Regions from separate parts of the Homo sapiens genome. Here region 1 is linked to region 2. A link is an interaction called in ENCODE POLR2A ChIA-PET data of the cell type or tissue named here. Cell type or tissue: PC-9. All regions are shown on one strand. Each heading gives the region's core, and the rest is flanking DNA. Links, peaks and the distances in the headings are about the cores only. Region 1 overlaps LOC105374903 (a long non-coding RNA gene). Region 2 has its middle 99 kb from the start of RREB1.

The links. ChIA-PET counts read pairs that join two places held together with the same protein. Peaks named below come from ENCODE experiments on the same cell type or tissue, not always from the same donor. Only the 100,000 strongest peaks of a DNase experiment are listed, where the experiment ranks them.
Region 1: POLR2A ChIA-PET joins it to region 2 with 5 read pairs; 1 of 35 experiments calls an interaction of 5 or more read pairs at or near these places.

What each region holds. Positions count from the first base shown.
Region 1 is chr6:6,879,262-6,884,638 of GRCh38, reverse strand. The region is part of intron 1 of LOC105374903 (a long non-coding RNA gene); the gene reads left to right. Among named protein-coding and RNA genes, the nearest start is that of LINC03055, 3.7 kb to the left of the region's middle. In PC-9, for the core only: no CTCF peak of the experiment used is centred there; DNase peaks (open chromatin) are centred at 1,428, 2,628 and 4,948; H3K27ac peaks cover 2,611 bases.
Region 2 is chr6:7,006,446-7,011,822 of GRCh38, reverse strand. No RefSeq gene overlaps it. Among named protein-coding and RNA genes, the nearest start is that of RREB1, 99 kb to the left of the region's middle. In PC-9, for the core only: no CTCF peak of the experiment used is centred there; a DNase peak (open chromatin) is centred at 3,182; H3K27ac peaks cover 1,397 bases.

The DNA.
Region 1 (5,377 bases), core at 171-5,170, 130 kb after region 2:
TTATGTATCCTCTTAAGCATTGTGACAATTTTATCCCACATATAGAAGAATTTTTTTTAACATTACACTAAAAAAGTTGCACAACTTTTCACTGATTTCTTGGAAATAGGAAGATACAGAGATTCTCCGAGTGACTCACGGTCAGCCTCTACTCATGGGCATGGGTGCTGATTGTTTCAGCCACTGGTACCTCCTTGACTGCTTCCCAAAGCCAATTAATCACTAAGCTCTACTAGTTGTAGCTCTTAAACATTCTTTCAATACATGGATTTCTCTTTATTACCCCCTAATTCAGGAGTCAGTAAACTATGGCTCTTAGGCCTGATCTGTCTGCTGACTGGTTTGTAAATAAAGTTTTATTGGAACATGGCTATGTTCATTCATTTGTATACCATCCAAGGCTGATTTCTTTTTTGAGATGGGGTCTCTGTGTCACCCAGACTGGAATGCAGTGGTGCGATCTCGGCTCACTGTAGCCTCAATCTCCCAGGTCCCAAGCGATCCTCCTACTTCAGCTTCCTGAGTAGGTGGGACTACAGGCATGCGCCACCATGCCTGGCAATTTTTGTTTGTTTGTTTTTTTGTAGAGATGGTGTCTCATCATGTTTCCCAAGCTGGTCTCAAACTCCTGGGCTCAAGAGACCCACCTGCCACAGCCTCCCAAGGTGTTGGGATTACAGGCGTGAGCCATGGTGCCCAGCCCATGGCTGATTTCTTTATTGTTTTCTTTTCTTTTTGAGACAGGGTCTCACTCTGTTGCCCAGGCTGGAGTGTAGTGGTACAACCACAGCTCACTGCAGCCTCGAACTCCTGGGCTCAAGCTGTCCTCCCACCTCAGCCTCCTGAGTAGCTGGGACTACAGGCATGTACTACCACATCTGGCTAGTTTTCAAATTTTTTTGTAGAGATGGGGCCTCGCTTTGTTGCCCAGGCTGGTCTCGAATTCCTGGGCTCAAGTGATTCTCCCACCACAGCCTCCCAAATTGCTGGGATTACAGGCCTACGCCACTGCTCCGGCCCATGGCTTCTTTTCTTGCTAAAAAGACAGAGCCGAAGATGCCCCAGATATTTGTTATCTGGCCCTTTACAGAAAATATTTGCTGACTCCTGCCCTAATTCATCCATTAGCGTCTTTCAGTGGAGTGAGTGAAACATCTTCCTAACTGATGTCTATGCCTCCAGTCTTGTTCTCCTCCCATCTATTTTCCTCACTCTGGCCTTTGTAAAGGGAAAATCTGGTTATGGCACTTGGCTGCTTGCTCCGCTGCCTCCTTCTGCTCTCTTGATGGATTCTAAACACCTTCTCATGGTCTGCAGGATTCTTCCACTCAGCCCCCGCCCTCCTTTCGCCACTGTGCCACGTTCAGCTGTATGCAGCTTCCAGCCACCGAGTTCCCACGGCACCTAGGTCTCCCTGCAGGTGTGGCCATTGGTGTGTGCTGCTTCCTCTTCCTGGAATTACCTTTCTGTCTGCTCCTTACCTGGCCAACTCTGACTCATTCTACAGTTCTCAGGAAAGCCTGTTGGCTTCCCAAGGCTGGGCTAGGAGGCTTTTCTGTGTGCTTCCATGGTGCCAGGTTATATTGAAAATTTCATTTGCTTCCTTCCTTCTTTCCTTCCTTCCTTCCTCTCTTCCCCCCTCTTCTATATATTGTATTAGTCACTAATTGCTCTAAATACAAAAAAACAAAACAAAACCAAAATAATCCAAAGCTCCCTGCTGCTCTCGGAGGCTTGCATGCTGGTGGGCAGAGATAGAAATTAAGCAAGATTAGGAGGTAGGGTAGAGAATATTAGAGAGGAAGATGTCTTGAGAAGAAGAAATAAATCAGGAAGAGGATATGAAATACTGGGGGTGTTGACATTTTAGATGGGGTGGCTAGACAAGGCCTCCCTGAGAAGGCCTCTTTTGGGGAAAGACTTGCAGGATGGGAGGGAGTGAGCAATCTAGCTATTTGGGGAAGAGCGTCTAGAGGTATGGTATGGTGAGGTATGGTATGGTATGGTATGGTATGGTATGGTATGGTATGGTATGGTATGGCATGGCATCTAAAGGTATGGTACAAAGTCCTGAAGACAGGAGAAATGAGGCCAGTGTGGCTAGAGAGGAGAAAAGGAGGAAAAGAGCAGGAGGATGGATAAATGCTATGGGGTGGCCAGGTCCCACGGGGCTGTGGGAAGGACCTTGACCTTTACTCTGAGGAGCATGGGAGCCATTGTAGAGTATTGAGCAGAGGAGTGACATGACCTGTCTGGAGCTTTCCACAGAGTCCTTCTGTCTGCAATTTTACTCTCCATTAGACTGACAAGCTCCTTGAGGGGAGGCACTGTGTCTTGTTCACCTTTATTCTCAGGACATAGCACATCTAGCTTTAGAAGACCTCAATATATATTTAACAAATGAACAATGAATGAATGAATGCATGCATGCATGAATGACTGCTATCTCCCAACCGCCAGATCCTGGCTCCTAAGGGCTCTGGGAATCTTCTCCCTGTGGAAGGAAAGCTCTGGTAGAAAATGCTGCCAACAGCTAAGGCCTCGGGGTTCTTAGCTGCTTGCTTGGATGTCACTATGGCAGCAACATACATCCAAACCAGTTTTCACTGTTGCCACAGAGCAGCTGCTTAATTAATCAATGTCACCCGGAGGGAGGATTTCAGGGGTGACCCTGCCCTTCACAGTCTTCTGCTGGATGAAGTCATAGAGTTATTACCAAACTTGCAGATGGAGGTAGGAGGAACAGAGGGTTTGTTGATGGATGGACTCAGGATTTACAACTATCTTTATAGGTTCAGGCCTATAAAGAGGCCTCATCAACTGGAGAAGGTAAGATAGGGAGATGTCAGGTTCTGCATCAGAGCCCCAAATCAACAGTAAAAACGGCCACTGGGGGGATTTGTAGCTTTGGTAGGTGTCAAACACTCTGAGTTAAAAGTGTGAAGCAACTGTCAAAAGTCTTAAAGCTCTCTGAGAAGCCACTGTAGATGTAGGTGAATAGATGCATCTTATCTGAGAGCTGTAAGCTGCCTCTGTGTAAACCCACTCCCAGGATTCCAGGTAGGACACCTTCAGAGAGCTGTGAGCACACTGGGAGGATGACAGGGAGGGGTATTTGAGAGCACAGTGGGTGGTTATTTGGAGAAGAGGAGTCTAGGGGTGGGACTTGATAAATGTCTCCAAATATTATTAGTTCTGAATTCTTAGGTCTGAGAGAACTTAGATTTGAGAGTTAATGTGAATGCCCTCAAGGGGATGAAATAGGACCAACTGGATATCAGCTCAACTGATGGAAGCAATGTCCAGACATCAGACGGGTTGCTTCAAGCCTCTCTCTTTTTTTAGTAGGGAGGGGAGGACAATCGGTAGGGAGGAATGCTGTGGAATTGACTTAAGCATCAGATAAGCACTGGAGTTCTTCAAAATGCCTTTTCACACTGGGGTTCCGTGAATGCATCTCCTCTACTACTGTATGGCCGACTGTGCTAGTTACTCTTTAATACCCGTTCTTCACTGCTTCATCAGTAATGATAACCCACAATTTTAGCATACCTTTCAAGGGCAAAGGCTTCTTTCCTCGGTCTCACTTGGATCTAGGCATGGTCAAGGGGAAAGCTACGGCTAATGGACTAAAAGCAGAAGTATCATGTTCAACTTCTGGGAAGTAGTATTAAAGAGAGGGGGTGTGTCCTTATTTCTCTTTCCTACTTGCTGCGGGCTAGAATGTGGATGTGGTAGCTGGAGCTCAGTAGCCATTTTGGGCCATGAGGTAGAAGCTCTGTGTTGATAAGAAGCCTGGGTTCCTGACGATCTTGGCCAGTATTGCAACCCTGGACTGCTGACCGTTACTATTTATGTGAAAGCTATATAAACTTGCATTTCTTTTTATTTTTATTTTTTTTTTTTTGAGATGGAGTCTCACTCTGTCACCCAGGCAGGAGTGCAGTGTCACGATCTCAGCTCACTGCAACCTCTGCCTCCCAGGCTCAAGCAATTCTCCTGCTTCAGCCTCCCAAGTAGCTAGGACTACAGGCGCACACCACCATGCCCAACTAATTTTTGTATTTTTAGTAGAGACGGGGTTTCACTGTGTTGGCCAGGCTGGTCTCAAACTTCTGACCTTGTGATCTGCCCACCTTGGCCTCCCAAAGTGCTGGGATTACAAGCGTGAGCCACTGTGCCTGGCTACAAACTTGCATTTCTGACAAGCTATAGTTATTTTTGGGTTTTTCTGAAACTTACAAATGAACCCATTTCTACCTAATGTACCATGGAAAGTAAATACACACACACACACACACACACACACACACACACACACACGAGAAGAAACAGCATTGCTTGGCTTCAAATCCAAACTCCACTACTTGCTAAGTGCTGTGTGTCTTTAGACAAGTTTCTTAACATTTCTGTGCTTCAGTTTCCAAACTGAGAAACTGGGAATAATAATAGTAACAACTGTGTAGTTTTTGTTTGGCTGGGTTTTTTTGTTTTTTTGTTTTTTGTTTTTGGAGGAGCAGATTAAATGAGAGAATATATTTATTTAAAGACATAGAACAGTGGTCTATACATAGCAAAGATTTGATACATGTTAGCGACGATCATCATGTAGGCACCATCCACATTTTCTTTTTCTTAAAACAGACTTTCACACTATTGCCCAGGCTGGAGTGCAGTGGCACAATCTTGGCTCACTGCAACCTCTGCCTCCTGGGTTCAAGCGATTCTTCTACCTCAGCCTTCCCAGTTGTTGGGATTACATGCGCCTGTCACCGTGCCAAGCTAATTTTTGTGTTTTTAGTAGAGACGAGGTTTCACCATGTTGGCCAGGCTGATCTCGAACTCCTGACCTCAAGTGATCCACCCACCTTGGCCTCCCAAAGTGCTGGGATTACAGGCGTGAGTCACTGCACCTCTTGGCAAACCATTTACACTTTCATTTCCTCATACTCTGCCTCTCCATACTAAAGAGTTTTCCTCATACTCTGCCTCTCCAAAACTATAGGGTTTTACCAAATATGTTTCCCCTTATTTTGTTTTCATTTGATGACTTCCATTAATGTCCCAGAACACAAAAAGAAACCATGTTAAGAGTAGTCAAAATGCAGTTTATGCATAGGCAGCCAAGGTATTTTCTTCAGACAATCTGCTGTAAGGCATGGGGTTGAGGAATGAACTGTGTCTAGAAAAATGGGTCGCTGGGGTTTGCTCTGTGTTCTCAATAACTTCCCTGTTCTGGTTATGAGTTCTTAGATTGTGTAGAAACATAAACTTCATAGCAGTAAGCACTAATCAGTACCTAGAGAAAGAGTAGCCTTCTCTGCTTAGAGGTTGTCTTTCTCAGTTTCTAAAGAAGCCTAAGTTTGAATACCATCTG
Region 2 (5,377 bases), core at 186-5,185:
TCTGTCTTCCTCCTGCTCTTGGTGCTGAGCCCTTGGTCCTGGCCTCCTGCTCGATCTACCCTATGGCCTCCTAGATGTGCTACCTTCTCTCATTTGCTACCTTTATTTGGATCTCTGGTTTTCAGTGTGGTTTCTGGCTTGGCTGGAGCCCAGCCCTCCTGCCAGAGCATGTTGTAGAGACAGGCAGCCCCTTTGCTTTGATGCGACTTTCCTTCAAGTGCGAGAGGCTTGACAGAGAGAACAGGTTGAAGGGACAGTTTCTGAGGGGGCACTGTAGAGGCCAAACCTTCTCTCATGTCCCTGCTAAAAAGCCTCTAGGAAACCTGCAGAAGACCTAGGATCTGAGCCATATTTGTTAAACAAAAACTCTAGTTGCAAAACAGGTTATAAGCCATATATATAAATGCTTGGGAAAAGTGCTGGAAAAATATAAACCAAACTGATCAAAGGAATATTCCGTGCCTCCCTCTATAGTCATTATAGCAGGGACGTACTAATATAATGTGTTTTGTGTATATACTTTTTTATTTTTTTTTTGAGATAAGAGTCTCACTCTTGTCACCCAGGCTGGAGTGCAATGGCCCAACCTCAGCTCACTGCAACCTCTACCTCCCGGATTCAAGCGATTCTCCTGCCTCAGCCTCCCAAGTAGCAGGGATTACAGGCGCCCACCATCATGCCCAGCTAATTTTTGTACTTTTAGTAGAGATGGGGTTTCGTCATGTTGTCCAGGCTGGTCTCGAACTCCTGACGTCAGGTGATCCATCCACCGACCTCCCAAAGTGTTGGGATTACAGGCGTGAGCCACTGTGCCTAGCCATATGTTCCTTTTTTTTTTTTTTAATGGAAAAATGAAACCAAGCTTACAAGTGCTGGAGAGGACAGCCTTTAGTGGTGTCTCTGACAATCCCAACCCAGTTCTGGGGGCTGTCCACTCCGTGGTAAGATCCATAAAAAAAGATTGCAGCGTGGGCTCTGTTGGTTAGGGGCTAGCTTAATACAGTCCAGTATGCTTCCTTAGGCTGCTGAGACACAAGATAGGAAGGCCTCTGGGGAAGATTGGAATAGGTCATATGAGCTTGGCCTACTGGGACATGGGAGAGGATAAAGCAGATGTTGGCTCAATTAACAATTACCTTGTCAGTGAAGTAAGCCGAATATTACTACCACGGGAATTGGAGTAATGCTACAATTTAATTTTTATTATTTAGATTAAATTGTTGTGAACTTACTATATTTTGTTATTGTGGACTTTACTTATCACATACTATAGGTATCACAATGGCAGGGCCCCAGAAATACTGTTTTCTGGGTTCTCCCCAGAGTATGGTTGATTCCTAGTTTAGTAAACTATACAGCTAATGTGTGTAAACTGTCTTAATTACTGTGGTATCTGGCTTTTTTTTTTAATTGTATAAAAACCTTTTTGTAGAGATGAGCTTTCACTATGTTGCCCAGGCTGGTCTTAAACTCCTGAGCTGAAGTGGCATGCTAGGATTACAGCTGTGAGTCACCGTGCCCAGCCAGGTTTCTTTTCTTTCCTTTCTTCCTTCCTTTCTTCCCTTCTTCCTGCCTCCCTGCCTCCCTCCCTCCCTCTCTCCCTCTCTCTTCTCTTCTCTTCTCTTATTTTTTTCTTTTCTTTTCTTAAGGTCTGGCTCTGTTGCTCAGACTGGGATGCAGTGGTACAATCTCAGCTCACTGAAACCTCCTCCTTCCCTGCTCAAACCATCCTCCCAACTCAGCTTCCCTAGTAGCTGGGACCGCAGCCACAGGCCACCATGCCTGGCTAATTGTGTGTATGTGTGTGTGTGTATTTTTTGTAGAGATGGGGTCTCATGATGTTGCCCAGGCTGGTCTCGAACTCCTGGGCTCAAGCAATCCTCCCGCCTCGGCCTCCCAAAGTGCTGGATTACAGGTGTGAGCCACCAAGCCGCACCTCTGACTTTGTTTCATTTTATTTATTTATTTATTTTTTTTTAGACAGCATCTTGCTCTGTTGCCCAGGCTGGAGTGCAGTGGCACGATCTCAGCTCACTGCAACCTCTGCCTCCCAGGTTCCAGCGATTTCCAGCTAATTTTTGTATTTTTAGCAGGGATAGGGCTTCACCATGTTGGCCAGGCTGGTCTGGAGCTCCTGACCTCAAGTGATCCGCCTGCCTCCGCCTTGCAAAGTGCTAGGATTACAGGCATGAGCCACCACACCTGGCCTGACTTTGTTTTAATTACCCAGTTTCTACATTCTCTTGACTCACCTGCAGATAGAACAGTAAATCTCATTTCTTATTGGCCAATTAGATGTTGTTTTATGATTTTTTAACAAATAGCAGGTTTTCTGGTCTCATCCGCCTTGATGTTGGGATTGCAAAAGGCTCTATCCATCATTTGTGGATATTGTCAAACATATTTGTAGGTGCATGCTTTCCTTGGTCTACCATAATTCTCTTTTCAAATCTTGTTGTTCTTCTGCAGGCATAAGAAGGAACCACTTCATAGCTTTGGAATTGGAGGTAGAAATAACACTCTACTGAAGAATCGAACTTGGTTGCTGTGTTTATAGAGAGCAGTCTCTGACCCGAGGAATGTTCAGATCCTTGTGCTAACGAGCTGTGTTATAATGGAGTTCTCTTGGTCTTAGAACACTGCATTTTGCTGACAGAATTCCCTCAGCTCCATCATGAAACACGTTTTGGTGCCAGAGAGATTGAAATCTGTTGAAACAAAATGATTTCCTCAGTTGGTGATGCATTTGGGCATTTTCCATTCTTGCTAATGAAAAAAAGAGTCTTTGCTCATGTGACTGAGAAAGCCTGGTGAAATATGCCACGAACATCCTGAACTGAGTCCTGGCCCCAGAGCACTGATGGCGAAGTCTTATATTTTGACATGAAGCCCAACATGGCGTAAAGAGCTAGCCAGCATTGTAATGCTGCCTGAGTTGGTCTTTGGCCTTCTCTAGCTTGACTTTTCTGGGGATTGACTACCCCTGGATGCCTGGAGCTTTTCAAGAGGCGATTGTTTCCTTGTGGCTTGTCTATGCTGACAATTCCTGGAGACTCCACCTCCTCTTTGAGTTCCCCTGGGCAGGCTCTATTCCCTAAGAGCGCCACTCTAAGCTTATTGTTTCATGGAAAACCAGTCTTTCAAGACAAAGGGTTGTGGGTCAACAATGGCTTTCCCTTGGAGCTATTTTTATTTTACTAGGAGATTCCTGGTAAAATTACCAGTGCCTTCATCGAAGTAAATAAATCTGTGATGTAGGGAATTTGAGGTATGTGGCATGACAAGTTGGGTAGAAAATTTTGCCTGGGAGAGGGGTTCTTTTCAACAGCTCCTTCTCCCCAAACGTAGGAACTGAACATTTTACAAACCATCCTAGTTAAGTCTCTTCATGTCTGTTTCCTCATCTATAAATAAATATAGATGATGATTTAATAATTGTTTCCTGCTCTAACATTTTCTGATTCCATGAAATAAGTGATTTCCTGGTACCAGTGAGATAGAGGTCATCTGCTTTATTTTCCTAGACACATATGGCTCACCAATTCTTAAAATTTGTATTGAATTTTTGTACACCCAGGTTCACAGTAGCATTATTCACAATAGTCGACAGGTGGAAGCAACCCAAGTGTCTACTCATGGATGAATGAATAAACAAAATATGGTGTATACCTACACGGACTATTATTCAGCCTTAAAAAGGAAAGAAATCTTGCTACATACTACATCAATGAAGCTTGGAGACATTATACTAAGTGAAGTAAGCCAGTCACAAAAAGACAAACATTGTATGATTCTACTTTTTATTTTTATTTATTTTATTTTTTTTGAGATGGAGTCTCACTCTGTTGCCCTGGCTGGAGTGCAGTGGCGTAATTTCCGCTCACTGCAGCCTCTGCCTCCTGGGTTCAAGTGATTCTCCTGCCTCAACCTCCTGAGTAGCTGGGATTACAGGCACATGCCACCACACTCAGCTAATTTTTGTATTTTTAGTAGACACAGGGTTTCACCATATTGGCCAGGCTGGTCTCGAACTCCTGACCTCAAGTGATCCTCCTGCCTCAGCCTCCCAAAGTTCTGGGATTTCAGGCATGAGCCACCACACCTGGCTACTTTTTATTTTTTTTTGAGAGATAGGGTTTCTTTTTCTTTTTCTTTCTTTTCTTTTGAGACAAGGTCTCACTCTGTTGCCAAGGCTGGAGTGCAGTGGTGCAATCGTGACTCATTCCAGCCTCAACCTCTGGGCTCAAGTGGTCCTCCCACTTCAGCCTCCCAAGAAGCTGGGACCACAGGCCTATGCCACCATGCCTGACTAATGTTTTGATTTTTTTTTTTTTTTTTTTGCAAAAACGGTCTTGCTATGTTGCCTAGGCTGGCCTCAAAATCCTGGGCTCCAAGCCATCCTCCTGCCTCAGCCTCCCAAAGTGTTAAGATTACAGGTTTGAGCCGCTATGCCCGGTCAAGACAGGGTTTCACTGTGTTTCCCAGGCTGGAGTGCAGTGGCGTGATCATAGCTCTTGTGTAGCATTGAACTTCTAGGCTCAAGCAATCCTCCTACCTCAGCCTCCCAAGTAGCTGGGACCTCAGGCACGTACCATCACACCTGGATAATTTTTTTATTTTTAATTTTTTGTAGACTTGGTGGTCTGTGTTGCCCAGGCTGGTCTCAAACTCCTGGCTTCAAGTGATCCTCCTGCCTAAGCCTCCCAAAGTGCTGGGATTATAGGCATGAGCCATAGTGCCTGGCCCAGATCATTTTTTAAAATTGTAGGTCATGAAACAGGAAGGTGCATGACATATTTGCCAAGTATCGCTACTCACTTAAATGTAACAGATGTGGTCTGATACAGAAAATGTGTGGGTGATGGAATGCTCTCCTCCTTTCTCATTCTCGTGATTATGATAAAAAGGTCTAAGCAAGCATGTTTGTACCCCTCAAGCACTGAATTTAGATTTGGAATTTCCTTTTAAAAAAAACACTTAGTATAAAATGTAAAGGAACTTATTAAAAGGAAATAATGAGACTTATTTCTTTCTAAATAAGAGTCTCTGCATGCATCTGAGATGAGTCCAGAGGTCACTGTTTAGCATGACCTTGGAACACTCATCATGTCGCTGCACAGATAGGAAAATGGCATCAAGGCAGGGCTGGTGGGAGCTGGAAGGGAAAGCATCTAGACAAAGCCAGCGTGGTTATTTAATTTTCCCTGCCTTTTTTTTTTTTTTGAGATGGAGTCTTACTCTTCTCCCAGGCTGGAGTGCAGTGGCACAATTTCAGCTCATTGAAACCTCCATCTCCTGGGTTCAAGCGATTCTCCTGCCTCAGCCTCCCGAGTAGCTGGGATAACAGGCATACGCCACCAGACCTGGCTAATTTTTG